Regions from separate parts of the Homo sapiens genome. Here region 1 is linked to region 2. A link is a loop called in an ENCODE intact Hi-C map of the cell type or tissue named here. Cell type or tissue: mammary epithelial cell. All regions are shown on one strand. Links, peaks and the distances in the headings refer to the core of each region. The heading gives the core; the rest is flanking DNA. Region 1 overlaps LOC100506851 (a long non-coding RNA gene). Region 2 holds the start of LCAL1 (lung cancer associated lncRNA 1).

Evidence for each region. Peaks named below come from ENCODE experiments on the same cell type or tissue, not always from the same donor. Only the 100,000 strongest peaks of a DNase experiment are listed, where the experiment ranks them.
Region 1: it touches region 2 in a loop (3-fold over the local background); 5 of 110 quality-filtered maps call a loop at or near these places.

What each region holds. Positions count from the first base shown.
Region 1 is chr6:79,454,836-79,470,688 of GRCh38, reverse strand. The region is part of intron 5 of LOC100506851 (a long non-coding RNA gene); the gene reads right to left. Among named protein-coding and RNA genes, the nearest start is that of LCA5, 75 kb to the left of the region's middle. RefSeq lists an enhancer at 6,623-6,917. In mammary epithelial cell, for the core only: no CTCF peak of the experiment used is centred there; a DNase peak (open chromatin) is centred at 9,338; H3K27ac peaks cover 311 bases.
Region 2 is chr6:79,305,970-79,321,822 of GRCh38, reverse strand. LCAL1 (lung cancer associated lncRNA 1) reads left to right here and starts at 8,439. Exons shown (of 3, transcript NR_130915.1): 1 at 8,439-8,634; 2 at 9,343-9,455; 3 at 10,579-14,154. RefSeq lists an enhancer at 7,904-9,103. In mammary epithelial cell, for the core only: no CTCF peak of the experiment used is centred there; a DNase peak (open chromatin) is centred at 14,002; H3K27ac peaks cover 515 bases.

The DNA.
Region 1 (15,853 bases), core at 8,051-10,550, 150 kb before region 2:
CTAAATTTAATAACTGTATTAACAGTTACTTAGACTTTAACTCTGTTGGTTTTACTGCTTACTGGTTTTTTTTCTGTATCTGTCTTCACTTAGTAAATTCCAATCTTTTGTTTTTGATGTTTCAAATGTTTTCTTAGTTATATTGACACTGTACTTTTTCCCTCATAATTAAATAAATTAGTATTTCCCAAATAATGACTGTCATTCTGAAATAAATTTAGGAAACACTTGGGCAAACAAAATTAAGCATACTTCTTTATTGCAAGCTTCTCAGAGTCCGTGTTATGCAACTATGGGTTATAAATCTTAGGGACATGCACTTTTCCCAAATTTGATACCATGCCAATTCTCTTGGTATTAAGTGTTACAGATAACTTTAATTCGGATTTTTTCTCCTTAGTAGATTCTTTGTTTACCTAGATTTTATTTCTTTATTACTGACATGAAAATATCAACAGAACTTGTTTAGTGTAGGTCTCTTTTGTTTTTCCTAGTACTCTGTGCATCAGACAGCATAGTACCTAAGGCAGAAACCTCTAGATACTTTAAACAGAAAGGATTTAATACAAGGAGTGAGGTGCTTATGAAATTGGAAGAACTGGAGGAGCAGGCTCTACATTGGGCTTCTGGGTGTGATTCATAGAACACTGGCTGACCACCTACAGGGGAATCACTTTTCTACTACAATCAGGAGGCCACCTGACTTCAAGAATGCATCATCCAGCTACAACTCAGACAATAAAAGACCAGAATTAGAAAGCCAACATCACCACAGTCGCTGGACACCGGAGTCCAGAGTTTGGCTCCTGCTGCCCCTGAAGCAGCTGCAAACTGTATTTGCCGGTCCCCACAGTCTTGGTTGCCAGCAGAAAAATGCCCCAAATGGGAGGAAGATAGTTTCCAGGACCCTACATTCCAGCAATGTCGTTTTTAGCTTTCCAATTTTTGATGCTCATAAAAGTATGTTTTCCTGATTAATACAACCTTAAGCTACTGGGATTAAATAGACTAATGGAGGCCAAATGACACTTCTTAACTTCTGGGTTTCCTATCTCTGAGAATTCAGTATGTTCAATCCTTTAGTCATGAATCATCACCTTTTCCCTTTCCAGGAATTTTCCACAAGGATGGTGACAACAGGTCACAGTAGGCAGAAGAAACTAGGGCTGAAGTTTCTCTAACACCATTGATTGCCCCTGTAATGAGTAAGACTCTAGAAATATTTTTCAGGATTTAGTTTCTTTCTCTTTATCAGAAGACCGAGTAAGCTATTGTTGCCATGAATACTCTGGACCAATGCTCATTTAGGTACACAGCCCCATTGACTATTATTTCCTTGTCCTATCTCACAAGACCTTCAAAACTTTCCCAGGGCTCCTGCTTTTCTGGACACCAAAATGCTGCTTAAATCTAGTAAAATAAAACTAAAATTTATGAGAATAACTGCTCCATTGTTCACAGGAAACATCCTGAATGACTCCATAGTTTAATAACTGCAGTCACCTTGACAGAGGGTTTTCATACAGATGACTTTCCTTTATCAATGTAGTACCCTTCAAGACCTGTCTCCCAGCAACACCCTCCCCCATCCTGACACGTAGCAGAACCCTGTTATCCTGGCCAGTTTTCATAAACACCCAAAAGATTCTGTGGGTATGTACTCTGAACATCCCATGGGAGACACTAAAAGATGTACATTTACTCCTTTTCGTCAACCTAAAAATCACAACAAAATTCTGTCCTTTCCAGCCTAAAATTTTTACGAAGACAGTGACCATTTTAAGATATCTCCCGAAAGACCTTAGAGAGGAGAGTCTAAGGGGAAGTACTTCTGCTCTCCTCCCTTGAGTGTTTGTTATTTTATTGGATTGCCTCATTGACACATGACCCAAAGTAAAGTGTGTAAGTGACGAAAAGCGAAGAGCATTGGCTTAAAGGGTGGAAACAGGGTTGTTCGCTAGCAGTGTCCTCAGGTCCAGTTATTTAACTCCTCTGTTAGTTTTGCTAGCAGCCAATTGGGGATTTTAATAACTTGCCCTGCCTAACCACGTGGAATTCTGTCCGTGCCATTTTTGTCTGTGTCCAAGTACTGATGACCATATAGTACAGTATAATAAAAATAGCTAACAGGACAAGTGGAGCTGGGTTGTGGCAGTGATAAGCCTCAGTTTTTGTGGGCATCAGCAGGAACACAACAGCCCCTTCCTCAGACTCAGGGCTGTGGCTGATGACCAGGGTACTGAAGGCAGCTTCTCCAACACTCACTTGTACCTAGGCTGTGTCTGTTGCCCAGGCTAGAAACGTTCTTGCTTATTCATCCAGAAGCACCTATGAGCAGCAAACTTCATCTAGAGCCACTGTTCTTGAGCAGGGCCTTGGTTCCAGAAGGGAATTCTGAAAATGCTGAGAGAATGCTGCACATATCTCTTCCATTACACACTGGAGACAGGGCAGTCAGACCTAAGGAATCCTATGGTTCCTGCCCAGCCAGCCACTGTGCCATGCTATGGTGGTGATAAACTCCCTACAAGCACGTCTTTGGCTCCTCCTTTAAATTAGCCTCTTAGCTAAAAATAATAAATTATAGGAGGAGGGGTTTTGTGTTACCTCCTGCCCTGGAGATTTAAAGGAATCTTTGCTCTCTGGGATTTCTCTTTTAAGAGCCATTGGAAGGAAAACCTAAACGAACATTTAAAGTCCCTTTGAACTGTAGCCTGTGAAGTTCCAAATACACCCTAGGAGGCCTGTGAGTCGATGTGATGTGGTGATAACAGTCAGCTGCTTCCAGCAGCTCCTGCTGTCCTTCTGCTCTGATGACACAACTTGTAGCTTTGGTCTCATTTTGAGGAACCTGCTAAAGATGGCTCTATTTGCTTTAATTCTCAGATTACTTCAGACTAATGTGTCACATCTAATTAAGATGGTGCAGTGCTGTCCCCTTGCTCTACTTACCACAGCTTCTCTGCTGAAATGTGCCATTTAACCTGGATTGTCCCAAAAGCTGGGGAACAGCTTGCTGACTGTGGTTGATGCCACGGTATCATCTTAGCAGATTTTTTTATTTCCATTAACATTTAACCTAGTATATCTTCAAGTGTTTTAATATTCCAATCAATAAGTAGAAAAATAGATATTGGAAAATTAATTTTCCCACATAATATGACTCATGCTCCACAAGATTTTTTTTGTCTTGCTCTGCTATTATAGTAGCTGCTCTGCCAACCCCATGAGTTATTGTGAGGCTCAGGTGAAGTGATATATGTATAGTAATATGTCAGGGTAAGTTGTCCAATATTTCAGGGTAAGTTTTCTACAGGTGTACATGCTAAGTGCTGACCTACTCTGTGATCTTTGTTATCTGATAAAGCTGGACCTGAACTCTGGAGGAAAAGTTTTAAAAATGTAAACAGTGCTCTATACGTGTAGTTTTGGTAACAATAAATGAAGTGTTTTCATTCCCAACCATCTCATTATGACAGTAACTCTGCTGCAGCCATTAATATCTGGAGTTAATAATCTTCTGTACTCACTGACTTTTTAATGTCTGTAAGGCAGATAGTAATCGCCAAGACTTGCTCTGCTCCTAATTGGCAATAGCAATATATGGTTTTGCCCAATATTTCTTGTGACATTATCAAGCTATTTGTGAATGGATCTGTGTGTGTTTGAAAAATGGACAGAAGCAAAACCATAAACCACAAAATTAGATGGACAAATAAAAATCCATAAATGTTTCATATCACTTTTTCTTTTCATGCTCATAGGTTTCAGCCAGGCTACACTGCCTGCCCTCTTCTAATTCAGCTAATTTGTCTATCTTTCCCGTTACACAGGTTTTCAGCGATTGCCCTGGGCAAAAGCTGACTTTCTCAGCATTTAATTCTGCAGATATTTTCTTCAGTGTAGCACGTTTTCCCAAGATACCTACTTGGATCTGTTCTGGGGTTCCAATCTCTCCAAATCCTAGGATGTCTAATCCTCTACTTGGAAATTATCCCCTTTTCCCTTTCTAGGAACTTTCCATAAGGATGGTAACAACAGTTCACAAGGGGCAAAAGCAACTAGGACCGAAGTGGCTCTGCCAGCCAGTCCAGCATTGGTGTAGACAGCTACTTGCGATACTTATGACGAGGGCTGGCCTGCATTCTTTTTGTAATTTTTAATCTGTATTATTATAAGTTACAATTAAGTAGCATTTTCGTGGAATAAGTGCTGAATTAAACCTAGATATTGAATGTACCTCACATAGATTTCCTTTAGAGGGCACTATTGATTCTCTGAAACCATGGAAACCTTTCTTCATGTTTTCTTGGTAAAATTGGCCAATTTTGAAATCTTATTGGGTTTCAAATCTACTCCATATAGTACAAAGTACTATACTCGTTACCAATTCCATACTTTGAAGATTGTCCATGTACAGAATAAGAAGTTACACCAGAATGTTGTTTGTTATGACAAGTCATCAACACAATACATATAATTCTATATTTGAAAACCTCAACTGGTTTATTTGCTTTTGAAATAAACCAGTTCAAATGGGAATTTCCTTTTGTAACTTGATGCAAAATTTAAATTAAACAATTCAGTCTTTTTTGTTTAGAAAGACAAATTACTTCTTTGGAAACTAATGTTTCATTCTAGAAATGGGTAATTATTTACATATATTTAGAAGAAACCATATTTATGGTATTTTCATTCAGACATTCATTAACATCTGAAGATACTCTACTAAAATTTTGTGGTCACATTTGTTGTGTTTTTTAGACTCTGCCAGTTTGTTGAATTTTGATAAATGCTGAAGGAGAATGCTTTTTTTTCTTCATTATTTAAAGTTAAGAGAATAGAACTTTGTAAATTGTCTCACTGGCAGCCTTTATCTAATTTCAAAATAATGGGAACCTAAAATACTCCAAAGCTCAGAAACATAATTTTGTGACATAAATACATTCATACCACCATCTACCAATGTTTACTTAGCTTTCATATAATAAGGTACTGTTCCAACATGTATGCCAATATCCTAGGTTAGTGGAAAGCAGTTATCTCATGTTTTATAAACAAACAGATTAACAGAAAGGTCATGCACATTCCAAAGAGAAGAAAATAGGTTTCCATAGTTTAATGAATTACATACAAATTCCTTGAACCAGCCTTTTAAACTCTTCACAGAATGGCCCCAGTTTACCTTCCTAACCTCGGCTTCCTCTACCAATAACCTAAGCTCCCAGCAAATGGCACCACCCACTATTATTCGGACATTTGTGCTTTTCGGTATTCCTCTCTTGACTCATCCAGTCTTTTGCCGAGAGTGCTTTTGCCTCCCCAAATGCAAATTGTAAAGGTCCCATCCATTCTTCAAGCAGCATTTTAACTGAGTCCTCTCCAGAAGCTCCCCATCTTGTGAATTTCCATGGCTGGTTGAGTATAATTTCTGAGTTTATCAATTTTGTTTTGTATTTAAGTGGGTTGGATGCTTGTTTCCTCCCTCTTTCTAGATTGCAAATTTTTTAGAAATCATTTTGGGATCGGTATCAATTCTAGCGCCCAGCATATGGTAAGGGCTCAATACATATTTTTTCAAATGAACTGGGTTAAACCAAGACATTTTTGCCATTTGTCAAATGAGGCACATTGAAAGCAGAACTTGGATAGTGTGGGATCTGAGGAATAAGGATAAATACCAGAGACATTAAAAGTGAAGGGAAAGGCCTTGGAGACTTATTAAATGTGGAAAGCAAACACTCTTACGCTCTCTCTCTTATTTTATTTTAAATCACTGCACTTATATAACACAATTTGTAGCCTAGAATGAGGCTCTATGTGGGAAAGAACTTTAATTCACCACCATATCCTCAGCACATAGTCATTGGTGCAAGACAGATTTTAGGTGCCCAGTGATATTTGATGAGTGAATGAATTAATTGATTAAAATGCAAAGCTGTCCAGCAAGAAGGACAGAATTATTACAAACAGATTAGAAACCAAAGGAGAAGGGATAACTTTGGAGAGTATGGTGACTTCAGTTTTTTTAGAGATGCATAGATGAGCATCCAAGTAGAGAACACAGAGGAAGTAACTGAAAATTGGCATTGGAATTTCATTCAAGAGTCAGACTCAAATATGTAGTTTTGGGACTTACAAATTAGCTATAATTGCTGAAGCCATAATATTGGATGGGATTATGAAGAGGAAAATGTAGGGAGGTCTGTCCAAGCTATATCATTGGGGAGTGCTTCTGTGTAGGTACAGGGCTGAAAGCCCAATAATGAGGCCTGCTTGTAAAAGTCAGGGAAAAAGCAAGCATATTTTATGTCCTTTTCTTGACTAACCACTCTACTATATATGATATTATTGAATTTCTTTTTTTCCTTGGTTTTGCCATTTTGTACTGGTCCTTATTTTCCATACTAAATGTTATAGATTTTTTATTTCCTAAAACATATCAGTATTTGATAGACTTAGATATGGACTAAAACAAGTAAAATATGGCATATGAAGGATTAATATAAAGACCAGAAGCTGAAAAACAGATTGTTGTAGCTGTATGGGTCCTGCTTTGGATTCAAATAATTAATAGAATAAACTCAGATTGGATCAGATGGTTCTTAATAGTTGCTTATGCAGAAACTTCCTGAAAGAGTTTTAGTTAACTTTAAGTTGATATGAATGACAGCTTTTGCTACGCAGAGATCAAAGGAACAAAGAGGTTTACTGGCTTCTATCTGGCCAAAGAACACTTGGAATGCAGGGTCTACTGTGGATGACTCATTTTAGAGGGATGCAAACAACTCCCGGGCCTCCAGGTAAGTATGGTGGGGCCATGGGAGGAGTCAGGAAACCATAAAGAAAGACTGAATAAACTGTCGCCCTGAAGAAAAAAAGATTTAGGAAGAACTGGGAGTTGTCTTTAAATAGTTGAAGCAGTCATGTATAAAGAATTGAATTTATTCCCCACTGCTCCAGAGGGCAGACATAGGATCAGCTAGTGGAAATTACAGGGAGGCAGACACAAGTTAAGAAAAAACTCCCAAATATTTGGATCAATCGGTATATGGAATGAGTTATCTGGTGAGTTAATGAGCAACTGAATTAAGTGATCTCAAAGTTTCTTTGTCTCTAAGAATTAATGATTTATGATCTTCCAAACCATGCCTAATTTATGTAAAGAGAACCACTATTAACCTAGTATGAACATCCTTTCAGTGTTTTCTGTGCATATTGACATATATTATTTATTCATAGAATACATACTTTTTCTTAATCAAATAAGGAGTATTCTGTGCATACTACATTATAATCTTATTTTTTCACTTAACATATAGTAAACATTTTTCTATATCATTAAATATTTTACATCCTGACTTTTATGGGCCACATTGTATGGATGCTCCATCATTATGCAACCAGCCTCCTATTTTGGGGCACTTACATTATCTTTAATTTTTTAAGGATTACAAATAACCTATTTAATAAACCTTCATAATTTCTCTTCAGCAAAAATAGACTCATCTATAAGAACAGGTTTCATGAATACATCAAACAAACCAAAACTCAAACCAAATAAGTGAACTAACTCACTCTTGACATTTTAAAAGCATTTAATTTTCCTAATAATTTCCTTAGCCTGAAAACATTTTGAGGCAGGAATTTTGGCTTTTAAAAGTTCTATGCAGCAGGAAACATATTATTCATTATATGTGTTGGGTTTTTTTTTTTTTTTTTGCAGTTACAAAATTGTCCCCTTCATGTTAAGATTACCTCAAGGTGCAAGTATAAAACATAAAACATCTAATTAAATATATAAAGCAGAACACTTGTCTGGCAGCATGATCAATGTTAATGACAATATGAATGTATAATAATGATTTTTGAAAATGTAGGAGAAAACCCTGGGTTAGTTTTTAGTATATAGGATATGAACTATTTTAAATTACAGTTCAGCATAATAAGTAAGAGTACCACACATGACCATACTAGACACAAATTGCATTATTTTAAAATAATGCCATTTATGTTCCCTATTTATTTCATTCCACAATTCTGAGATAAGTGCACTGAAAGCAAAACGCTTAATTTAAGAGGGTTTTTGGACCAAAGATCAAAAAGTAGGTGTGGGTAAGTAGGAACACATTTGAAATGGTTTCCCTTTGCGAATAATTATCATTTTTGTCAATTCAAGTCCTTTTATTTTTGTGCCTTATGATTTAGTTTGACAAGTGTGTGTGGGAAGTAATTTATTTGCAAATAAAGCCCTTTAGCATTTATAATGTAGGCATAAGCCCAAAGCTGGACCCAGTCTGATGTTTCCAAAGAATAAAAAAAAAAAATTAAGGCAGGCTACTCTTATAGAAATCTCTAAAGATAATTAAGGAAGATCAAAGACTCAAGGTGGTGAAATCTCCTCGTTTTCTGAGAAGGCTTTCCCTGGCTGAGCATTCACTGAAGGAAACAGGGTGGCAAAGAAAGGAATCTCAAATAAAACAAAAAGACACCTGAGAGAGCTTTAAAAGGACCTATTCTAAGGCTGTGAGGCAGCCTTACCTGAATCACATAGTCAATTTATTTAGGGTAATTTAATATTTTTAAGAACTCTCATTGTTTGAGACTATATGACCCAGCATAAATCTTCAGCATGCTCTATCCCTAGTGGAAAGGGGCAATCCCTATGCTGCCATGGGATTCAGACTTTTAGTACTTGGTTTCTGACGTGACTTGTATTTGTTTGTGTATTTTTTCAACTTGAGGAGGAAACTGTCTTGCAAATAACATTCTCCAGGGTCCTGGCACCAGGAAATTTTCCCAGCATACTCTGCGGCGTTTGTCAAACTTAGAATGAAGAGACGCCACTGACCCTGTTCTCAGTACATAGAACCCAGTCACTATGACAGTGACTGGACAGCAGCAGAGGAGAGGGTCTTCTGGGCATAGACTGTTTGGGCATAGATATATACCTTAAAAATTTTGGAAAAGGACAGAAATGAGAAGAAGAAGAAAAGAAAAAGGGGACAAAATGAAGAACAAAATATGTTACCTCAGGGTATAGTAATAAATTGCCCATACCCAAAGAGAAGCCTGGCTTTTTCCTTGGGCCCTGGGAGGTACTCTCTAACCCCTTAGAATGTCATATCTTTGTCTACCTGAGGGACTTGGGCCACGCCAGCAGTCTAATAATGTGCTTTTGGTGGGGCTGGAGACTGAGGTCGAACACATGGGTGATCAACCAGGTCTGTGTGACTGAGTCCCAATAAAAACTCTGGGCACCAAGCCGTGGGTGAGCTTCCCTGGTTGGCAGTACTTTGTGCATATTGCCTCACAATGTTACTGGGAAAGCTAATGCTGTCCACAATATGCTGGAAGAGAACAATCAGTTCTTTGTTGGGGACTTTTCTGGACACTGCCCTATGTATCACTTCCCTTGACTGATTTGATTCTGTAACCTTTCACTGTGATAAATCAAAACCATGAATATAACAGCTTTCAGTGAGTTCTGTGAGTCCTTCTAGTGAACTATGGAAACTGAGAGTGGTCTCCAGAAACCCTGGAATTGCATTTGGTGTCAGAAGTAAGGGTGGTTTTGTGTACTGCTTCCTGACTTTGCACTCAGGATAGCAACCCAGTTCTCTCCACAGTGGAGAGACCCACCTGTGAGCTTTGCCACCTTCTTCTCCTCCACATCTCTTTGGCACCCACCCATCACTCTACAACCGAGCACACCCACTATTCTATAAGATTGTGCCACCAGAAGATTCCTCCTTAACCTCCCACAATCCCCCTCTAGGAGAAATTGTCTGCTGTAGTCTGGCTACTCTCCTTATTACTTCTCTCATACATGAATATATTGCCATTACTCAGGCTGTTCCCTTGATTTAAGTGTCCCCTCCTCCCTCATCCCATCTAAATCCCACCTGTGTATACACTTAAGAAAGGGGATGTTTTCAACTTCTTTGCCTTTGGTTTGAATTTCCTCCCGTAGCTCGGAGTAGTTTGATCGTCTGAAGCCTTCCTCTCTCAACTCGTCAAAGTCATTCTCCATCCAGCTTTGTTCCATTGCTGGTGAGGAGCTGCATTCCTTTGGAGGAGGAGAGGCACTCTGCTTTTTAGAATTTCCAGTTTTTCTGCTCTGTTTTTTCCCCATCTTTGTGGTTTTATCTACTTTTGGTTTTTGATGATGGTGAGGTACAGATGGGTTTTTGGTGTGGATGTCCTTTCTGTGTGTTAGTTTTCCTTCTAACAGACAGGACCCTCAGCTGCAGGTCTGTTGGAGTTTGCTAGAGGTCCACTCCAGACCCTGTTTGCCTGAGTACCAGCAGTGGTGGCTGCAGAACAGCGGATTTTCTTGAACCGCGAATGCTGCTGTCTGATCGTTCCTCTGGAAGTTTTGTCTGAGAGGAGTACCCGGCCGTGTGAGGTGTCAGTCTGCCCCTACTGGGGGGTGCCTCCCAGTTAGGCTGCTCGGGGGTCAGGGGTCAGGGACCCACTTGAGGAGGCAGTCTGCCTGTTCTCAGATCTCCAGCTGCGTGCTGGGAGAACCACTGCTCTCTTCAAAGCTCAGATGGAACTGAGCAACCTGTTCCTGAATGACTACTGGGTGCATAACGAAATGAAGGCAGAAATAAAGATGTTCTTTGAAATCAACGAGAGCAAAGACACAACATACCAGAATCTCTGGGACACTTTCAAAGCAGTGTGTAGAGGGAAATTTATAGCACTAAATGCCCACAAGAGTAAGCAGGAAAGATCCAAAATTGACACTCTAACATCACAATTAAAAGAACTAGAAAAGCAAGAGCAAACACATTCAAAAGCTAGCGGAAGGCAAGAAATAACTAAAATCAGAGCAGAACTGAAGGAAATAGAGACACAAAAAACCCTTCAAAAAATTAATGAATCCAGGAGCTGGTTTTTTGAAAGGATCAACAAAATTGATAGACCGCTAGCAAGACTAATAAAGAAGAAAAAAGAGAAGAATCAAATAGACGCAATAAAAAATGATAACGGGGATATCACCACCGATTCCACAGAAATACAAACTACCATCAGAGAATACTACAAACACCTCTATGCAAATAAACTAGAAAATCTAGAAGAAATGAATAAATTCCTCAACACATACACACTCCCAAGACTAAACCAGGAAGAAGTTGAATCTCTGAATAGACCAATAACAGGCTCTGAAACTGTGGCAATAATCAATAGCTTACCAACCAAAAAGAGTCCAGGACCAGATGGATTCACAGCTGAATTCTAACAGAGGTACAAGGAGGAACTGGTACCATTCCTTCTGAAACTATTCCAACCAATAGAAAAAGAGGGAATCCTCCCTAACTCATTTTATGAGGCCAGCAACATCCTGATACCAAAGCCTGGCAGAGACACAACCAAAAAAGAGAATCTTAGACCAATATCCTTGATGAACATTGATGCAAAAATCCTCAATAAAATACTGGCAAACCGAATCCAGCAGCACATCAAAAAGCTTATCCACCATGATCAAGTGGGCTTCATCCCTGGGATGCAAGGCTGGTTCAATATACGCAAATCAATAAATGTAATCCAGCATATAAACAGAACCAAAGACAAAAACCACATGATTATCTCAATAGATGCAGAAAAGGCCTTTGACAAAATTCAACAACCTTCATGCTAAAAACTCTCAATAAATTAGGTATTGATGGGACATATCTCAAAATAATGAGAGCTATCTATGACAAACCCACAGCCAATATCATACTGAATGGACAAAAACTGGAAGCATTCCCTTTGAAAACTGGCACAAGACAGGGATGACCTCTCTCACCACTCCCATTCAACATAGAGTTGGAAGTTCTGGCCAGGGCAATTAGGCAGGAGAAGGAAAGAAAGGGTATTCATTTAGGAAAAGAGGAAGTCAAATTGTCCCTGTTTGCAGATGACATGATTATATATCTAGAAAACCCCATTGTCTCAGCCCAAAATCTCCTTAAGCTGATAAGCAACTTCAGCAAAGTCTCAGGATACAAAATCAATGTACAAAAATCACAAGCATTCTTATACACCAATAACAGACAAACAGAGAGCCAAATCATGAGTGAACTCCCATTCACAATTGCTTCAAAGAGAATAAAATACCTAGGAATCCAACTTACAAGGGACGTGAAGGACCTCTTCAATAACTACAAACCACTGCTCAATGAAATAAAAGAGGATACAAACAAATGGAAGAACATTCCATGCTCATGAGTAGGAAGAATCAATATCGTGAAAATGGCCATACTGCCCAAGGTAATTTATAGATTCAATGCCATCCTCATCAAGCTACCAATGACTTTGTTCACAGAATGCTTTAAAGTTCATATGGAACCCAAAAAGATCCCACATTGCCAAGTCAATCGTAAGCCAAAAGAACAAAGCTGGAGGCATCACGCTACCTGACTTCAAACTATACTACAAGGCTACAGTAACCAAAACAGCATGGTACTGGTACCAAAACAGAGATACAGATCAATGGAACAGAACAGAGCCATCAGAAATAACACCACATATCTACAACTATCTGATCTTTGACAAACCTGAGAAAAACAAGCAATGGGGAAAGGATTCCCTATTTAATAAATGGTGCTGGGAAAACTGGCTAGCCATATGTAGAAAGCTGAAACTGGATCCCTTCCTTACACAAGGAATTATACAAAAATTAATTCAAGATGGATTAAAGATTTAAACGTTAGACCTAAAACCATAAAAACCCTAGAAAAAAACCTAGGCATTACCATTCAGGACATAGGCATGGGCAAGGGCTTCAGGTCTAAAACACCAAAAGCAATGGCAACAAAAGCCAAAATTGACAAATGGGATCTAATTAAACTAAAGAACTTCTGCACAGCAAAAGAAACTACCATCAGAGTGAACAGGCAACCTACAAAATGGGAGAAAATTTTCACAACCTACTCATCTGACAAAGGGCTAATATCCAGAATCTACAATGAACTCAAACAAATTTGCAAGAAAAAAACAAACAACCCCATCAAAAAGTGGGTGAAGGACATGAACAGACACTTCTCAAAAGAAGACATTTATGCAGTCAAAAAACACATGAAAAAATGCTCACCATCACTGGCCATCAGAGAAATGCAAATCAAAACCACAATGAGATACCATCTCACACCAGTTAGAATGGCAATCATTAAAAAGTCAGGAAACAACAGGTGCTGGAGAGGATGTGGAGAAATAGGAACACTTTTACACTGTTGGTGGGACTGTAAACTAGTTCAACCATTGTGGAAGTCAGTGTGGCGATTCCTCAGGGATCTAGAACTAGAAATACCATTTGACCCAGCCATCCCATTACTGGGTATATACCCAAAGGACTATAAATCATGCTGCTATAAAGACACATGCACACGTATGTTTATTGCGGCACTATTAACAGTAGCAAAGACTTGGAACCAACCCAAATGTCCAACAATGATAGACTGGCTTAAGAAAATGTGGCACATATACACTGTGGAATACTATGCAGCCATAAAAAATGATGAGTTCATGTCCTTTGTAGGGACATGGATGAAATTGGAAATCATCATTCTCAGTAAACTATCACAAGAACAAAAAACCAAACACCGCATATTCTCGCTCATAGGTGGGAATTGAACGATGAGAACACATGGACGCAGGAAGGGGAACATCACACTCTGGGGACTGTTGTGGGGTGGGGGTAGGGGGGAGGGATAGCTTTAGGAGATATACCTAATGCTAAATGACGAGTTAATGGGTGCAGCACACCAGCATGGCACATGTATACATATGTAACAAACCTGCACATTGTGCACATGTACCCTAAAACTTAAAATATAACAATAATAATAATAATAAAAAGAAAGGGGAAAACGGCAATATCTTGGAAATTTTATTTGAAATAAATCCGAAGTCAATTATAGGTCAATCCAAAAATATGGTTGGATCCAAGGAGAGGCGTGATAGTCTACAGTGGGAGGTAATATCATAGAAACAACACTGGGTATCACCAGCCAAAAAGTCTTCTGTCTTTTTCAGAATAAATCTGAAGTGTTATCTTATTCTACTAAAGGTCTCATTACCCAAATGATGAGTTTTATGATTAGTCCTCTGTGCTCACAACCAGTGTTATCCTCACACGTAGACAAGTGGATGACAGTAGATGAATGTTTGGAACTTCGCCTGTTGTATGTTAATATTTCAGGATTTGAGGTCTCTTTATTACAAAAGTACAAATTGATTGAAACATAATTTGTTCTACTGTTTTCTGAATGTATTCTTTGCTTTTTTCCCCTTTTCATTAAGTACTCATTAAGTAATACAATGAAAATACAGATTTATACAGTTGAAACTCAATAATGCCGAAACATAGAAATATGCAAACTACGTAGAACCATCACAGTTTTGGGGTTGCTGATGGGACCATCATGATACTTCCTTGGCCACTTGCCATAATATGCACAGCTCTGTCCCTAGGGCTCAAGTGGGTCCAGTAACATCAGAGATGGGTCATTTTCAGTCCAGAGGATATACTGTCACTCCCAGCTGCACACTGCTGTAAACCATCCTGTAATGGTTTTGTATTATAATTTGGATATATAATGTATATTAAAATTATAGTTATAATGGTAGTTACAAAATGGATAATAACTTCAAGGGTATTTTTCTGTAAACAATTCCATGTCTGGCTCGCTTTCAGTGTTTCAGTTCCTTAATAAATGATCTGTACTTATTTGTTCACTAGCAAAGGATCTTTATGATATTTTTGAAAGTCTTTTTTCACCTCTGTGGTGAAATGAAAGTTCTTAAAATGTCATGTTCTGGCTTTAATAGGATGTTTACAGATTTTCTTGCTGCCCTTGCATCTCAGTATAGACAAGGCAGAGAGACACCTAAAAGAAGGTTACTCGGCCTTGGATATACTGGAAGTTCTGATTGGCAGCTATCCCCTTGTAGTTAGGCAAGACCCAGTTCCTCAGCCTGGAGAAGAAGCTGTAACACAGCACACAGCTCTTTCACCTCCTTGCACTTCAGAGCTGCTCCTGAGTTCATATGTCCTTAGGCAACTGTCAGGTTTATCAGATAATACATGAACAGCTGTCAGGTTTTTGCTTAGCTCACCATAGCCTCAAACACAGTTCAATCCTACTCTTTCTCCAGGGGCTCTTTCTATCATATAGCTTTCCCCCACCAGCATCAACTGCCCTCTTCCTTCTCCTGCACCTGACCAGCCTCTTCCACACCTTTGACATCATGTTTTTCCCACCCAAAATGATGCCTTTTACTCAACCCTTCTAAAAAACCTAGCAGCCCTTCAAAGCAAGCCCTAATGACCTCCTCCATTAGGAAGACCCCTCTGCTAAAACTCCTTCTAATTTTAGTTTCTTGCCTCCCTGACCTCCTGGTGAACTTACATTCATATGCTCATAAAGTGTTTAGTTGGAAGGACTTTGAAGGACTTTCAATTCAACATCCCTCTGAATGCAGTGCTTCATCCCAGGTCACGTTGAATTGGAAAAGGAAACACATTGCCCTCCTAGACTACCAGTCTGACTTTGGGCAGCTCTCTTATTAGGAGTTCTCCTTTACATTGAGCAACAGTCTGCTACTCTGCAACCCTTGGTTTTTTTTCTCTACAGCAAAATCAAATACAATAAAGTCACATTTTTTTGGCAAGGGTTTGTTTTTAAAGTAAACAGATAAGACAGATTCAAAATTACTATTGAAAATACCAGTCATGGGCCGGGCGTGGTGGCTCACACCTGTAATCCCAGCACTTTGGGAGGCCAAGGCTGGCAGAACACGAGGTCAGGAGATCAAGACCATCCTGGCTAACATGGTGAAACGCTGTCTCTACTAAAAATCC
Region 2 (15,853 bases), core at 12,670-15,169:
ATGGGTTGTATCTCAAAATAATAAGAGCTCTCTATGACAAACCCACAGCCAATATCATACTGAATGGACAAAAACTGGAAGCATTCCCTTTGAAAACTGGCACAAGACAGGGATGCCCTCTCTCACCACTCCTATTCAACATAGGGTTGGAAGTTCTGGCCAGGGCAATCAGGCAGGAGAAGGAAATAAAGGGCATTCAACTAGGAAAAGAGGAAGTCAAATTATCCCTGTCTGCAGATGACATGACTGTATATTTAGAAAACCCCATCATCTCAGCCCAAAATCTCCTTAAGCTGATAAGCAACTTCAGCAAAGTCTCAGGATACAAAATCAATGTGCAAAAATCACAAGTATTCTTACACACCAATAACACACAAACAGAGAGCCAAATCATGAGTAAACTCTCATTCACAATTGCTTCAAAGAGAATAAAATACTTAGGAATCCAACTTACAAGGGATGTGAGGGACCTCTTCAAGGAGAACTACAAACCACTGCTCAAGGAAATAAAAGAGGATACAAACAAATGGAAGAACATTCCATGCTCATGGGTAGGAAGAATCAATATCGTAAAAATGGCCAGACTGCCCAAGGTAATTTATAGATTCAATGCCATCCCCATCAAGCTAGCAATGACTTTCTTCACAGAATTGGAAAAAACTACTTTAAAGTTCATATGGAACCAAAAAAGAGCCCGCATTGCCAAGTCAATCCTAAGCCAAAAGAACAAAGCTGGAGGCATCACACTACCTGCCTTCAAACTATACTACAAGGCTACAGTAACCAAAACAGCATGGTACTGGTACCAAAACAGAGATATAGACCAATGGGACAGAACAGAGCCCTCAGAAATAATGCCGCATATCTACAACTATCTGATCTTTGACAAACCTGACAAAAACAAGTAATGACAAACCTGACAAAAACAAGCACTATTTAATAAATGGTGCTGGGAAAACTGGCTAGCCATATGTAGAAAGCTGAAACTGGATCCCTTCCTTACACCTTATACAAAAATTAATTCAAGATGGATTAAAGACTTACATGTTAGACCTAAAACCGTAAAAACCCTAGAAGAAAACCTAGGCATTACCATTCAGGACATCGGCATGGGCAAGCACGTCATGTCTAAAACACCAAAAGCAATGGCAACAAAAGCCAAAATTGACAAATGGGATCTAATTAAATGAAAGAGCTTCTGCACAGCAAAAGAAACTAGCATCAGAGTGAAAAGGCAACCTACAGAATGGGAGAAAATTTTTGCAATCTATTCATCTGACAAAGGGCTAATATCCAGAATCTACAAAGAACTCAAACAAATTTACAAGAAACAAACAAACAACCCCATCAAAAAGTGGGCAGACGATGTGAACAGACACTTCTCAAAAGAAGACATTTATGCAGCCAAAAGACACATGAAAAAATGCTCATCATCACTGGCCATCAGAGAAATGCAAATCAAAACCACAATGAAATACCATCTCACACCAGTTAGAATGGCGATCATTAAAAAGTCAGGAAATAACAGGTGCTGGAGAGGATGTGGAGAAATAGGCACACTTTTACACTGTTGGTGGGACTGTAAACTAGTTCAACCATGTGGAAGACAGTGTGGTGATTCCTCAGGGATCTAGAACCAGAAATACCATTTGACCCAGCCATCCCATTACTGGGTATATACCCAAAGGATTATAAATCATGCTGCTATAAAAACATATGCACACATATGTTTATTGCGGCACTATTCACAATAGCAAAGACTTGGAACCAACCCAAATGTCCAACAGTGATAGAGTGGATTAAGAAAATGTGGCACATATACACCATGGAATCCTATGCAGCCATAAAAAAGGATGAGTTCATGTCCTTTGTAGGGACATGGATGAATCTGGAAACCGTCATTCTCAGCAAACTATCGCAAGGACACAAAACCAAACACCGCATATTCTCACTCATAGGTGGGAATTGAACAATGAGAACACGTGGACACAGGAAGGGGAACATCACACACCGGGGACTGTTGTGGGGTGGGGGGAGGGGGGAGGTATAGAATCAGGAGATATACCTGATGCTAAATGACGAGTTAATAGGTGCAGCACACCAACATGGCACATGTATACATATGTAACAAACCTGCATGTTGTGCTCAGGTACCCTAAAACTTAAAGTATAATAATAATAAAATTTAAAAAAAAGAGTTTCAGTATGATGGTGACATTAGGTTTTGGTCTGCAGAAAAATTACCTGGAGAGAAGACAAAATGAGAAAAATGAAGATGTCCCAAGCATGGTTGGGAAGGAGCAAATGAAGCAAAAGTTATTAACCAGTCAAAGAGAATAAGATTTTGAGGGTGCAGGCCAACACTGCACAAGAAGAGGTAAAGAAAGTGCAGACAATAAAAGAAGGGCCAGAACAGCCTGACAGAAGCTTCAGAGAATGTACAGTGAGAAATTTTCAAGTGTGGAATGACAAATGTGACAAGTGGTTTATAGGAACAAGAATGCTTAATATTTAAGCATTCTTCACAATCAGTCCCAAACTTCACAATCAGTCCCAAAACTTCAGTGGAGATCTGCCTCACATAATATGGCAGCAAAAATATACAGGCATATCTGTTTTATTGTACTTCTCTTTAAGTTTTGTTGTAACCCTGAAGCAAGCTAGTCTGTCCACACCATTCTTCCAACAGCATGTGCTCATTTCATGTCTGTGTCACATTTGGTAATTCTCACAATCTTGCTAACTTTATATCTGTTGTGATCTGTGATCAGAGATCTTTGAGGTTATTTTAATTGTTTTGGGGCACCACAAACCATGCCCATGTGACGCTGAACAGCACTTTCCCTGTCTCTTTGCCTCTCCTCAGGCCCTCCTATTCCCTGAAATAAACAATAATTTGAAAATAGGTTAATTAATAACCCTACAATAGCCTCTAAGTGTTTATGCAAAAGGAAGCATCTCACTTCTCTCACCTTAAATCAAAAGTTAGAAATGATTAAGCTTAGTGAGGAGGGCATGTTGACAGCCCAGATAGCCCAAAAGCTAGGCCTCTTGTAACAGTCAGCCAAGTTGTGAATGCAAAGGAAAAGTTAGTGAAGGAAATTAAAAGTGCTATTGCAGTGAATACATGAGTGATAAAGTGAAACCACTTTATTGCCGTAATAGAGACAATTCAAGTGGTCTGGACAGAAGATCAAACCGCTACAACTTTCCTTTAAACCAAAACCTAATCCAGAACAAGTCCCTAACTTTCTTCAATTCTGTGATGGTTAAGAGAGGTGAAAAGGCTGCAGAAGAAAAGTTGTAAGCTAGCGCAGGTTGGTTCATGAGGTTCAAGGAAAGAAGATATTTCCATAACATAAAAGTGCAAGGTGAAGCAGAGAGTGCTGATGGAGAAGCTGCAGCAAGTTATCCAGAAGATCTGGCTAAGATCATTGATGAAGGTGGCTCCACTAAACAACAACAACTTTCAATGTAGATAAAACAGCCTCCTCTTGGAAGAAGACACCATCTAGGACTTTCATAGCTAGAGGAGAAAAGTCAGTGCCTGGCTTCAAAGCTTTGAAGGATAGGCTGACTCTTGTTAAGAGCTAATATAGCTGGTGACTATAAGTGGGAGCCAATTCTTATTTGCTATTCCAAAAATCCTATAGCCCTTAACAATTATGATAAATCTACTTGGCCTGGGTTGTATCAATGGAGCAACAGAGCCTGGATGGCAGCACATCTGTTTACAGCAAGGTTTACTGAATATTTTAAGCTCACTGTTGAGACCTATTGCTCAGAAAATAAGATTCTTTTCAAAATATTACTGCTCGTTGGCAAGACACTTGATCACCCAAAAGTTCTGATGGAGATGTACATGGAGATTAATGTTGTTTTCATGCCTGCTAACACAACATTCATTCTGTACCCCACAGATCAAAGGGTAGTTCTAATTCTCAAGTCTTATTCTTTAAGAAATACATTTTATAAGGCTATAGCTGCCATACATAGTGATTCCTCTGATGAATATGGGCAAAGCACATTGAAAACCTCCTGGAAAGGATTCACCATTCTAAATGCCATTGAGAACATTCGTGGCAGGGTGCAGTGGCTCATGCTTGTAATTCCACTTTGGAAGGCTGAGGTGGGCAGATTGCTTGAGCTCAGGAGTTCAAAACCAGCCTGGGCAACATGGCAAAACCCCATGTCTATTAAAAATTAGGCAGGTGTGGTTGTGCATACCTGTAATCCCAGATACTTGAGGGGCTGAGGTGGTGGGATCACTTGAGCCTGGGAGGCAAAATTTGCAGTGAGCTGAGATCACATCACTGGACTCTAGCCTGAGGGACAGAGTGAGACCCTGTCTCAAAAAAAAAAAAAAAGAGAATATTCGTGATTCATAGGTAGAAGTCAAAATATCAAATTAACAGGAGTTTGGAAGAAGTTGATTCCAACACCCCTCATGGATGATTTTGAGGGGTTCCAGACTCAGTGGAGGTAGCAGCTAGAGATGTGATGGAAATAGCAAAAGAACTAAAATTAGAAGTGAGGCCTGAAGATTTGACTGAATTGCTGTAATCTTGTGATAAAACTTGAATGAATGAGGAGTTGCTTTTTATAGATAACCAAAGAAAGTAGTTTCTTGAGACAAGATCTCCTGGTGAAGATGCTGTGAACATTGTTGAAATAACAACAAAGGACTTAGAATATTACATGAACTTAGTTGATAAAGCAATGGCAGGGTTTGAGAGGATTGATTCCAATTTTGAAAGAAGTGCTATTGTGGGTAAACTGCTATCAAACAGCATTACATGCTAGAGAAATCTTTCATGAAAAGAAGAGTCAAATGATGCAGCAAACTTCACTGTTGTCCTATTTCAAGAAATTGCCACAGCCACCCCAGCCTTTAGCAACCACCATCCTGATCAGTCAGCAGCCATCAACATGGAGGCAAGACCCTCCACCAGCAAAAAGATTACAACTCACTGAAGGAACAGATGATGGTTAGAATTTTTTAGCAATAAAGTATTTTTAAATTAAGGTACATACCTTGCTGTTTTTAGACATAATGCTTATTTCCAAAGTATGCATGTAAAGCAAAAATATGAAAAATGCAAGGAGAACTTGATACAATTAGAGAATTAAACATATGTCTCCCAGAGTTAAATACATCTAGTATACAAATCAGTAAATTCAATTTACTGTATTTCTCCCATTGATTCAAGAAACATTTACAAAATTAATCCTGTATTTGGCCAAAAAGGAAACCTTGACAAATTAAAGTTGCCAAAAATAAAATAAAGAAAAATGTGTGTTTTTAGGGTTATTTTCCTAATCACACTTCAATAAAATGAAGTGTAAATTATAAAAGTTTTAACTTTTGGAAAGTTAATCGATTAATCAAAAAAATAAAAAATAAAATGTGAAATTACCAACTACTGAGAAAGCAATGAAGTGGAACAGCAAAATCTACACTCAAAATGAACTTATTGCTTTAAATGTCTTTGTTATTAAAGGTAAAAGAGAAAAAACGAATCACCAGAAATTGGGAAACGAATGATGAAAGAAACTAAAAAGGATTGGCTTAATATGAATAGAAGCTGAAATTAATAAAGTAGAAAACCAAAACAAGCCAAAATAAAGCAGAAGGGATAAATAAATCCGAAAGCTGTTTTTATTTTTATTTTTTTGAGACCAATAAAGTAGATAAACTCTCTGTGAACCTGATTAAAGAGAGAATGCACATGGCAAGCACAAGAGGTCACTTGCAAACATATGCAAGGTTACAAACGAGAAGGAAACAAAAACATAGATACAGACATGATTCAAAGAATTATAAGAGGTTGCTGCTTGCAATTCCATGGCTACAAATTTGAAAACACAGAGGAAGTGAATGATTTCCTAACAAAATATAAATTACCTTAAATTGACAATCACTGTAGAAGATGTTGGGCTGGTGATTAAGAATCTATCATGAAAAAAGGCACAAAGACCAGATGGGTTTAATTTTTAAAGAACAGATGATTCCAATGTTATTCAAACATTTCCAGGCCATTGGAAGAAAAAGGGAAAAATCCCCTCAATTTAGAAGCCAGATTAATTTTGTTTCCAAAGCCTCACAGGCTATGCTAGACCCATCTCACTTAAAAATGCACATACAAAAAATTTAAATGTTATCAAATGTACCTATGCTTCCGTCTCAGCTTAGGTTCTCTAGATAGACTGCAAGGTAGAGATATTATGCGTGGCCAAGGTTTATTGGGGAGTGCTCTCAGGAACAACACCTGTAAGAAAGTAAGAGGTGGAGGACTAGTTTGGGGAGAGTTAAACTGTGGTACTGCTACAATAGTGGCTAGTATCTATCCTATTCCATGGAGAGCTGTGAACCAGTCATAGGCTGTTCCCTGAGAAGAAACTCAGCCGTGCCATCAGCAATCCTCAACACTTGGGACAGCTGTGGTACTAAGAGTCTCCTGCTGAAGGTGGTATCTGGGCAGCACACCGTAGCATCCATCAGACTTGAATGACAAGAGTTTCAATTTATACCTGATTACCAGTGTGGTTACCAGTGTGGTTTGCTATCAAGAAATTGAGCATTATAATAATTTTTTGTGTCAAACTTTAAAAAAAAATATTAAGACCACATAATAATTAGATGCTGAAAAGGTATCGATGCATTTGTTAATTCATCAGACACTTCTGATACCTCTATAGTTTTATATAGTGCAGTTTAAATGAATATATCATACATTCTGACATGGGCATGTGCAGTCTTCTTTTCCTTTCTCTTTCTTGGCTTTCCTTCTCCCTCTTTACTGATATCAACCCCAGAACAGTAAGCAGAATAAATAACTATAATATACTGGCCCTAAGTAGAAACAGATTTAAATTGTCCCAAATTTGTTTCAGCAAGAAGCAGTCTGCATTACCTGGTCCCCTTTTACACAGGCATGTGTTAGCGAATTTTTAATTTAATTAAACACATCTTTCTCCAGAGCCATTCTCTAGCTCTCCATTGAACACACTACCAATATTCCCTGGAGATAGTTAACTCTGACAGGATATAAATGAAAATAAATAAGTGAAAGCCAAAAAAACATCAAAGTGTGACCATATGTTTAAACAGAAAGCATGCATCTTGGTAGGAGGACGGTAAGTGTAGAAGTAAATCAACACCTGTTTGTCAGGGAATTGAAACAGATCCATTCAGAAGTTCCCAGCTAATCCACCTTTATTAATGGCAAATACTCTCCCAACAAACAACCCCCCTCCCCTGCCCATAATAAGAGATTTAAAATTAAAAATCTAATTTTAAAAGTATAAAATTTTAAATTAAAAAAGTTTAAAATTTTAAAATTAATAAAGGTATAAAGACCAGGCATGGTGGCTCACACCTGTAATCCTAGCACTTTGGGAGGCCGAGGTGGCTGGATCACCTGAGGTCAGGAGTTCAAGACCAGCCTGGTCAATGTGGTAAAACCCCATCTCTACTAAAAATACAAAAACTAGCTGGGTGTGGTGGCGGGCACCTGTAATCCCAGCTACTCAGGAGGCTGAGGCAGGAGAATTGCTTGAACCCGGGAGGCAGAGGTTGAAGTGAGCCAAGATCATGCCATTGAACTTCAGCCTGGGCAACAAGAGTGAAACTGTCTCAAAAAATAAAAATAAATAAAAAATAAAAAAATAAAGGTATAAAATCTTAAGGATGAAAAAAATAGATTCTAGGTCTCTTTCAGACATACCGTCACACGTATCTGAAATTAATATGGACCCCTCCCTTTGCAGATCCTGTCTGGTGACTTTATAGGTAGAGAATCTCAATCATTGGGAGGACTCAATCCTTCTAAGACTGAGAGGCACATCTGTTCTCAGTAATTGCTAGAACTGTGTTTCCTCATCTGTAGGATTCACCAACTCTGGGCACTCACCCACTCTAGGGGCACCTCAGAGGTGTACTCCCTGAAAGAGAGTAATGACTGAAAGAGACTTAATGGCTGAGTAGTTTAGTGTTTGGTTCCCTGAGGCACATTTGCACATGCCCCCAGCCAGGTGGGGAGCTTTGGAACCATCAGTTACAGTTAGGGAGTGGGACTGGTATCAGCTGTTTCCCATGCACCACCCAGAGCCAAAAGAATTTCTGGAGGTTGCTCTCCCCTACATTTAAGTTCTAGGTAAGACTCCAATTTAGAATTTTATTCTTTGTTTGGAGTAATGTTTATTTTCTTGTTGCAGGCAGCACTGCATGGAAATTCAAATATTAATAATAGAAGTTATCTTGATACATATTCATAAGGGGAATGGCTGTGCTTTAGTCAAGAGTAGGCTGGGACTTCCAGCACAGCATGACTTAGCACATTTGGAGCGCAGGTGTACAACCCCCACACATTACGTAACCACGTCATGTGAGGTGTATTAGGTAAGTACTCACATGAGTTCATGCTTGGCTCAGAGCCACTATTGTCTGTAAAAGGTACAACTACCTTGCTGATGCTGTACATATGGCTCACTTGTGCCCAGAGAGAGAATAAAGCCATGTCGAAACTATCTACGATTCCTTGAGTGTTTTTCCAGCTACCTGCCACTTGCCCACCCACTCCCCTCAGATCTCAGTTAGAACATGACAATTGGGCTCATGAACAGGATCCTGAGGTGAGTGACCCTTTGGTCCCCCCTGATTCCGGGTCGGCCATGAGGCTGCAGCGTGGGTTGTGGTACCTGGTAGCAGCTGTGCTGTTTGGATGGGCTTTGGTGGAAACCTGGGTGGCGATAGATGGGTCCCCTGCAAGCATGGAGAAGGCTCTGAAGCTGCTGGAAGCACAGAGCACTGAGAAGGAGTGAGCTTTTGCTGGTAGAGTTGGATGGGCATTTTGACTGTGCTATGAGAAGCACACACCCAGTCCCTGAGGGATGCAGTGCAGGTAAGCGCCCTTCAGGCAGAGGTGGGGCACCTGGAAACCCAGCTACAGAGCTTGGAAAAGGAATTAGAGGCTGCTGTGAATGTAGGCATGGGTCCATTGTCTCAGCCAGAGATCCCCACTTGGTCTGATACAGAGAAAGAAGAACTCTTGTTGTGGGCTCACCCAGTGGTCCACCAGAAGGTAGATCATGAACAGCTGTTGGGGCCCCAAGAGAAGGCTCAGGGACCCCCCCCCACCCACCGTAATGCAACATACTTCATATACTGCCTATACCCCAACTGAGTTGTGGGAATTAGGCAAGCAGTGCCGCCAGCATCCAGGGGAATGTCTACCTGCCTGGATGCTTCATTTGTGAGACAAGAGAGCAGATAGTATCTCCTGTTCTGCCTCTGAGATGGAAAAGCTGGCCTCTATCACGACTCACCCCTCCCTCTGTCAGTGGTTGCAGGTGAACAAGCAGTTGGCACAAGGGCAAAGTGATCACATCCTGATTGAGTGGCTATGGACAGCCATACAGACTGTGTGGAACAACGCTGGTGAAATACCCAAACCGTGAGTAAATACCAGTCTATGTGATTTGGTGCAAGTCATTCGGGAGACGGGTATGCGGCAGGCTATGTTTGACCTGAATACCCAGGGACCAGGAGATGAATGCTTCAGCTACCACATGGGAGAATCTTGTGTTGGGTTCTGCACCCCTGAGTGCCTTTGACTCCCTAGCTACTGTCCTCAACCTGTACATAGGGTACCACATACATGAAGTGACCACTGCTATGGTGACTCTCAGGGAAGCAGAAGGCCATCGGCAGGACCGAGGGGTCCATGCTGTAAAGAAGGGGAAGATGCCCCACCCACAGGGGGTCCCCCCATGGTAAAAAGGGGGCGCCAACGAGTGACACACTCACAGACATGTATAGATTTTATTTTGGCCGGGTTGACTGAGAGAAAATTGATAAGCAACCCAATGAAGTGCTTTTAACTTTGTGGAGACAGTTGTCTCTGGAGGAGCAATTCCAGAAAATGCCCAAGGGGGAGAAGGACATTGCTGTGTAACCTGGTCCCACCCAGGCGCTTCAGTTCAAAGATGACTTGCTGCAGCCAAGTGGAAATGTAGAGCCTTTTTTGCTTGATTAGGGAACTGGCCAAGGTGCCCAGCTTGCGGGGACACTAAATGACTGGAGGCCACATGTGGAATTAGTGATCCACCAGTCCCCCACCGATGTACAGCGGGTGCTGGTGGATACTGGCACAGATTGCAGCCTTGTTTATGGGAACCCGGATAAGTTTCTTGGCAAACCTGCTTACATTGACAGTTATGGCAGCTGGTCAGTGAAAGTGAAACCTGTATCTCTATACCTTGGCATCACCGTTTGGCTCCCTGCTTATGCGCTGTGTATGTCTCTCCTGAATACATTCTGGGGGTGAGTGTTTCACAAGGTTTGGCAGCTGTCTCATCTATCATGGATTTGATAGACTGCTCGATGATGGAATTGGAACAATACCACTATGTGGTAGACTTGGCTAATGCATTCTTTTCCAGAGAGCCAGGAATACTTTACCTTTATGGGACAGCGACAATGGATTTTCACAGTGTTGCCACAGGGCTATATGCACAGCTGCACCATATGTCATAATCTCATTGATGATATTATGTTAACCTCTGATTCTCTTGCAGATTTAGAAGCAGTAATGCCTCTCTTGCCTGGGACTGGGATGGTGTGGCTGAGACTGCCTTACTGGCAGCCAGGTGCGCTATTCAGCAGCCACAAGCCCTACAAGTAATTAACCAGGGGCACCTGTTTGAGCTGGAGGTGCATGTGGCCACAGACGGTTTTGGTTGAGGCTTGTGGCAATGCACAGAGCGCCTAAGAATGCCAGTAGGCTTTTGGTCCCAACTATGGAAAGGAGCTGAACTCCGGTATTCATTGATAGAGAAACAGCTAGCAGCTGTATATGCTGGCCTTCGGGCTCATGAGAGCATGACAGGACAGGCTGCAGTCATCATATGGACAACTTACCCAATAACAGGATGGATGCGTCTATGTGTAATGACCACCTGGAGTGGGATAGCACAGATGTCCACTTTGGCAAAATGGGGCAACTCCTTGCAGCAGTGGAGTAAGCTGAGTACAAGTCCCATAGCAGCAGAGTTGCAAGAGGTCTTGGGACGTGTAGTCCTAATGCAAGATAAGGCCATGCGGCCTGAGGCACCCCTAGATCCTGAGTCTTCACCATTTAAGGAAGGGCATCCCAGGATTCCTGAGGGGGCATGGTACACAGTAGATGAGGTGCTACTGCTGCCTGGACCACTGTTGCAGTCCAACCTAGTACTGACACCATATGGTTTGAAACTGGGTGCGGACAAAGTAGCCAATGGGCTGAACTCAGAGCAGTGTGGATGGTGATCACCAAGGAGGTGACACCTGTGGTAATCTGTACTGATAGCTGGGCAGTCTACTGAGGCTTAACCTTGTGGTTAACTACTTGGAAAATACAGAATTGGCTAGTGAGCCACAGACCCATTTGAGGCCAAGCCATATGGCAAGACCTTTGGGAAATAGGTCATCAAAAAGAGGTAACTATTTATCATGTGTCAGGCCATATGCCTTTGGCCACCCCTAGTAATGATGAGGCAGATGCCTTGGCTAAGGTCAGATGGTCAGAGTCAGCACCAACACAAGATGTGACCTTGTGGCTACACCGGAAACTGGGACATGCAGGGGGTAAACTGATGCAACAATTCAATAAGTGTTGGGGTCTGTCCCTTCCCAAGCAAGACATTTGTGAGGCTTGTCAGAAATGCCTGGCATGTGTTCAGACATATCCTAAAAAGAGGCAGCTGCCCGGTGTTATACAACAAGTAACAATAGGGTGAGTGCCCTTGACCAGGTGGGAAGTAGACTACATCGGGCCGCTGCCAAAGTCGCGAGGGTATACGCATGCACTAACGGCTGTAGACATGGCCACAGGCCTGTTGTTCACCTACCCTTGCAGGGTGGCCAACCAACAGAACACCATCCAGGCCCTGCAACACTTATGTTCCCTGTATGGTTGTCCTCTGGCCATTGAGAGTGATAGGGGAACACATTTCACTGGACAACAGGTACAATGATGGGCACAGCAAATGGACATAAAGTGGGGATTCCATGTGCCATACAGCCCACAAGCTGAGGTATTATTGAATGATATAATGGGATCTTGAAGAATGGATTACGCTTGCATGTCAAACCCCTGTCTTTGCGGAGCTGGAGTTCCAGGCTGGACCTGGTGCTCCAAACCTTAAATGAATGGCCACAGAAAGGTGGCCCGGCCCCAGTGGAGGCTTTGTTTCACTAGGCCACCACCCCCATTCAATTGGAGATACATACCAAGGATGACCTCCTCCGATCAGGTATGGGGACAAATGGTAACCTGTTGTTGCCTGCCCCAACAACCCTGAAGGCAGGGGAACAGAAAACCTGGCTGTGGCCATGGACCCTCCAAGCTCTCCACTGCTGGTGGTTGGCCATCATAGCTCCCTGTGGGGAGGGCCTACAGTATGACTTGCATGTCACTTTTTGAGTGTTCAATACATGGCTTCCAAGGTTGACTGTTTGTAGAGGAACAGCCAGGGAAGGAGCCCTCCTCTGAGGGACATATGTACTATCTGATGGGCCTATTATGAGCTACGCTGTGACTTTGGCATGGATACAGGATTCAAAGGAACCATGGAGATTTGAGAAGGTGTGGTACCATCACCCAGGGCAAAAGCCCTTGGTGGCTGCATTGTTATCCAGGGATGGAAAGTTAGCCTATATTTTGCCTGAGGGATGTGATTTACCTCTGTTAGTACCTGTGCCTGCTCTGTCATTTCAACCGTAGGTTAACATGCTCCAATTGCATTGTGGACTGACCCCACACCTATGCTGAGGTGACCAATGTTTCCAACTGTTGGACCTGCACTGCCTTTCCAGCAGCAGCTGCAGACAGCTTTCCCTGACACATACATCCCGTGTCTGCAGAGAACTGGACATGCCTGGAGACTTGAGATCCCATGGCTGATGCCTGGAACACAATGTGGCAAGCTTTGGACAAAGGACACAGCAAGACCCATGGCTGGACCGTAGCATTCGTGATGAGTGGGGCTGGCTAGTAGGGGAACATGTAGTAGCCCAAGCCCAGGCATTGCAGTGCACAGAGCAACATTGGGGTAACAGGATGGGTACCTGTCACGGCCTGTGCAAACATAACATGTGTCACCACACTGAAGGTATGGTGGAACAAGTGGCCTCACCAAGGTCGGACCCCAATGGACTTTTTGCCTCTTGGGAGCTTATGGGTCTATGAGGACACAGTAGCCTTTCCTATCAGCAAACTGGAGTGGATGTTGTATCTGGGGGTGGCCTTATGTACCTGCTACTGTTCTCCCCACATTGCCCAGATGCCTGTATAACTGGGAGGCACTGTGCTCTCAGTTTTTGCGAATGTGATGAGCCCCCTGGTGTTTCTACCCTTTGGCAATGACTATCCCTGGAGCAGGTGTCAAAACTGTAGAAGCACAATTTACTGCTCTTGCGGAGCACACCGCTCAGGCTCTGAATTACACCTGAGTGTCCCTCCTCCTGTTAATGAATGAGGTTGATCAGATCAAAAAGTGGTGTTGCAAAACCAAGTGGCCTTAGACATAACTGCTGCCCAAGGAGCCACCTGTGCCCTTTTAGGAACACAATGTTGTACCTTATCCCTGACAATCAGCAGAACATAACAGCAGCCCTGCAAAGGGGTCTTCCAGGAGATTAAGGTGACTGAGAGCCTCACTGTCAACCCCCTGCAGAGATGGTGAGCATCCCTAGGTTCTGGCGTACATTGGGCCCTAATAGTCATAAGTATCATAGCTGAGATCCTAGTAGTGAGCTGTTGCTCTCTGTATTGTTGTTGTGGGTTATGGACTCAGGGCTCCGCCATATAGGCATGTGTCCCTGCCTGGAGGACGCCCTCAGCCTAGGGGGTGTAGTGTAAGGGAAATGGCTGTGCTTTAGTCAGGAGTAGGCTGAGGCAGCCTTCTGGTGCAGCATGACTCAGTGGGTTTGGAGTGCAAGCACACAACCTTGCTCGTTATGTAACCACACCACATGAGGCACATTAGGTAACAACTCACATGAGCTCGTGTTTGGCTCAGAGCCACTATTGTCTGTAAAAGGTATACCTTGCTGATGCTGCACATATGGCTCGCTTGTGCCCAGAGAGAGAGTAAAGCCATGTTGAAACTGTCTACAATTCTTTGAGTGTTTTTTCAGCTACCAACCACTTGCCCACCGACTCCCCTCGTACCTCAGTTGGAACCTGAGTGTTGAATCAGAACAAGGGACCAATTAAATTTCAAGTTTAATGACTACAAGCTAAGTCATCCTGATATACTGTTCTCAAAACAGACATAAGATGCTCAATGTGATCTGAGTAGTTCAGGCCTGACAACTAAGATTCCTTTTCCTCTGGATGGCAACTGAATGAGCACCACTCAGATTTTCTTCTGTAATTTTCCTTTTTCAGTGCTTTCTATTCTGACTAATCCTCCTTTAATTAATCCATATATATATATCAAGCTAAATTAATGTCTGAGCTGAATGTGGTGGCTCACATTTGTAATCCCAGCACTTTGGAAGGCCAAGGCAGGAGGATTGTTTGAGGCCAGGAGTTTGAGACCAGCCTGGCCAACATGGTGAAACCCCATCTCTACTAAAAATGCAAAAATTAGCCAGGCATGGTGGCACATGCCTGTAGTCCTAACTACTCAGGATGCTGAGGCATAAGAATCACTTGAACCTAGGAGGTGGAGATTGCGGTGAGCTGAGATTGTGCCACTGTACTCCAGCCTGGGTGACAGAGCAAGACTCTGTCTCAAAAAAAATTAATTATTTAATTGATTGGTTAATGTCGTTGGGAAAACTTTAGTAAAATGCTGCTGGCCCAATCATTGTCTTAGTATCGATATTATGTGGAATAGAACAAAATAGACCTAAAACTGTGTCTGAAATATGTAATTTCTGAAACAAAGTTTTCTTTAAACAAATCTTAGGAATCAAAGAGAGAAACAGATCTTGACCCTCTGTTTTGTTGTTTGCTTATTTTTAGAAGAAAAAAGGAAAAGAAAAAACATCTTGCAAAGTAGACAAGAACCACTTTATTTCAAGTAGTTGAGGTAGTCATCTGGTTAGACACAGACGACCAGGCAGGATGAGCTCTTTGGACTCTTCTAACTCTATGTTAGATGGCTCATGTGCCCAAAGATACCTCTTCATGTAATGTTCTTCCACTGACGGCGAGAACTTTTCTCAAATGTAAATAATTCTGAAGTGCAACAGATCTCTAATTCTTTATAAGAAACAGATTTTTCAGATAGAGATAATTAATTTCATATTTTCCATCCATTTGTTGCTATTTTCCCCAAGCCTTTATTTCTTTTCATTTTAATTCTCCACAAATTCTTTGCTGGAAAACTGCAATTACATTTAACTACAGAGAGGTAGTTAGATGATGTATGCACATATTTTATGTTTTAATGATTCTTGTATCCTCTTGTGAAATCAGAGTTATATATGTCTATTCAACTGTTCTAATAACCAAGGTCAGGTCAGTTAGGTTGTAATGTTAAAACAACCAAAACCATATTATATTGAATACTTCTCATTGACAACATGATTGCCTTTTGTCTGTATTTTATTCCTTTTGACACAAAACACACACATACACAAATAATATCTAACATTCCCAATTAGAAGAATAATTTTGAGTGGCATTGAATTAAGAAAGAATAATCTAGGTGGAGATTTAGCAGTAGCAACCTGCAAACTTCCCTAATGCAATTTGGCACTAATGAGGATATATATTTACTATGTGTTCTGGCCTCCAATAGCAATACCATCCCAGGAGTGATTCCATGGCTTTACCTCCACAGCCATAATGAACTAGAG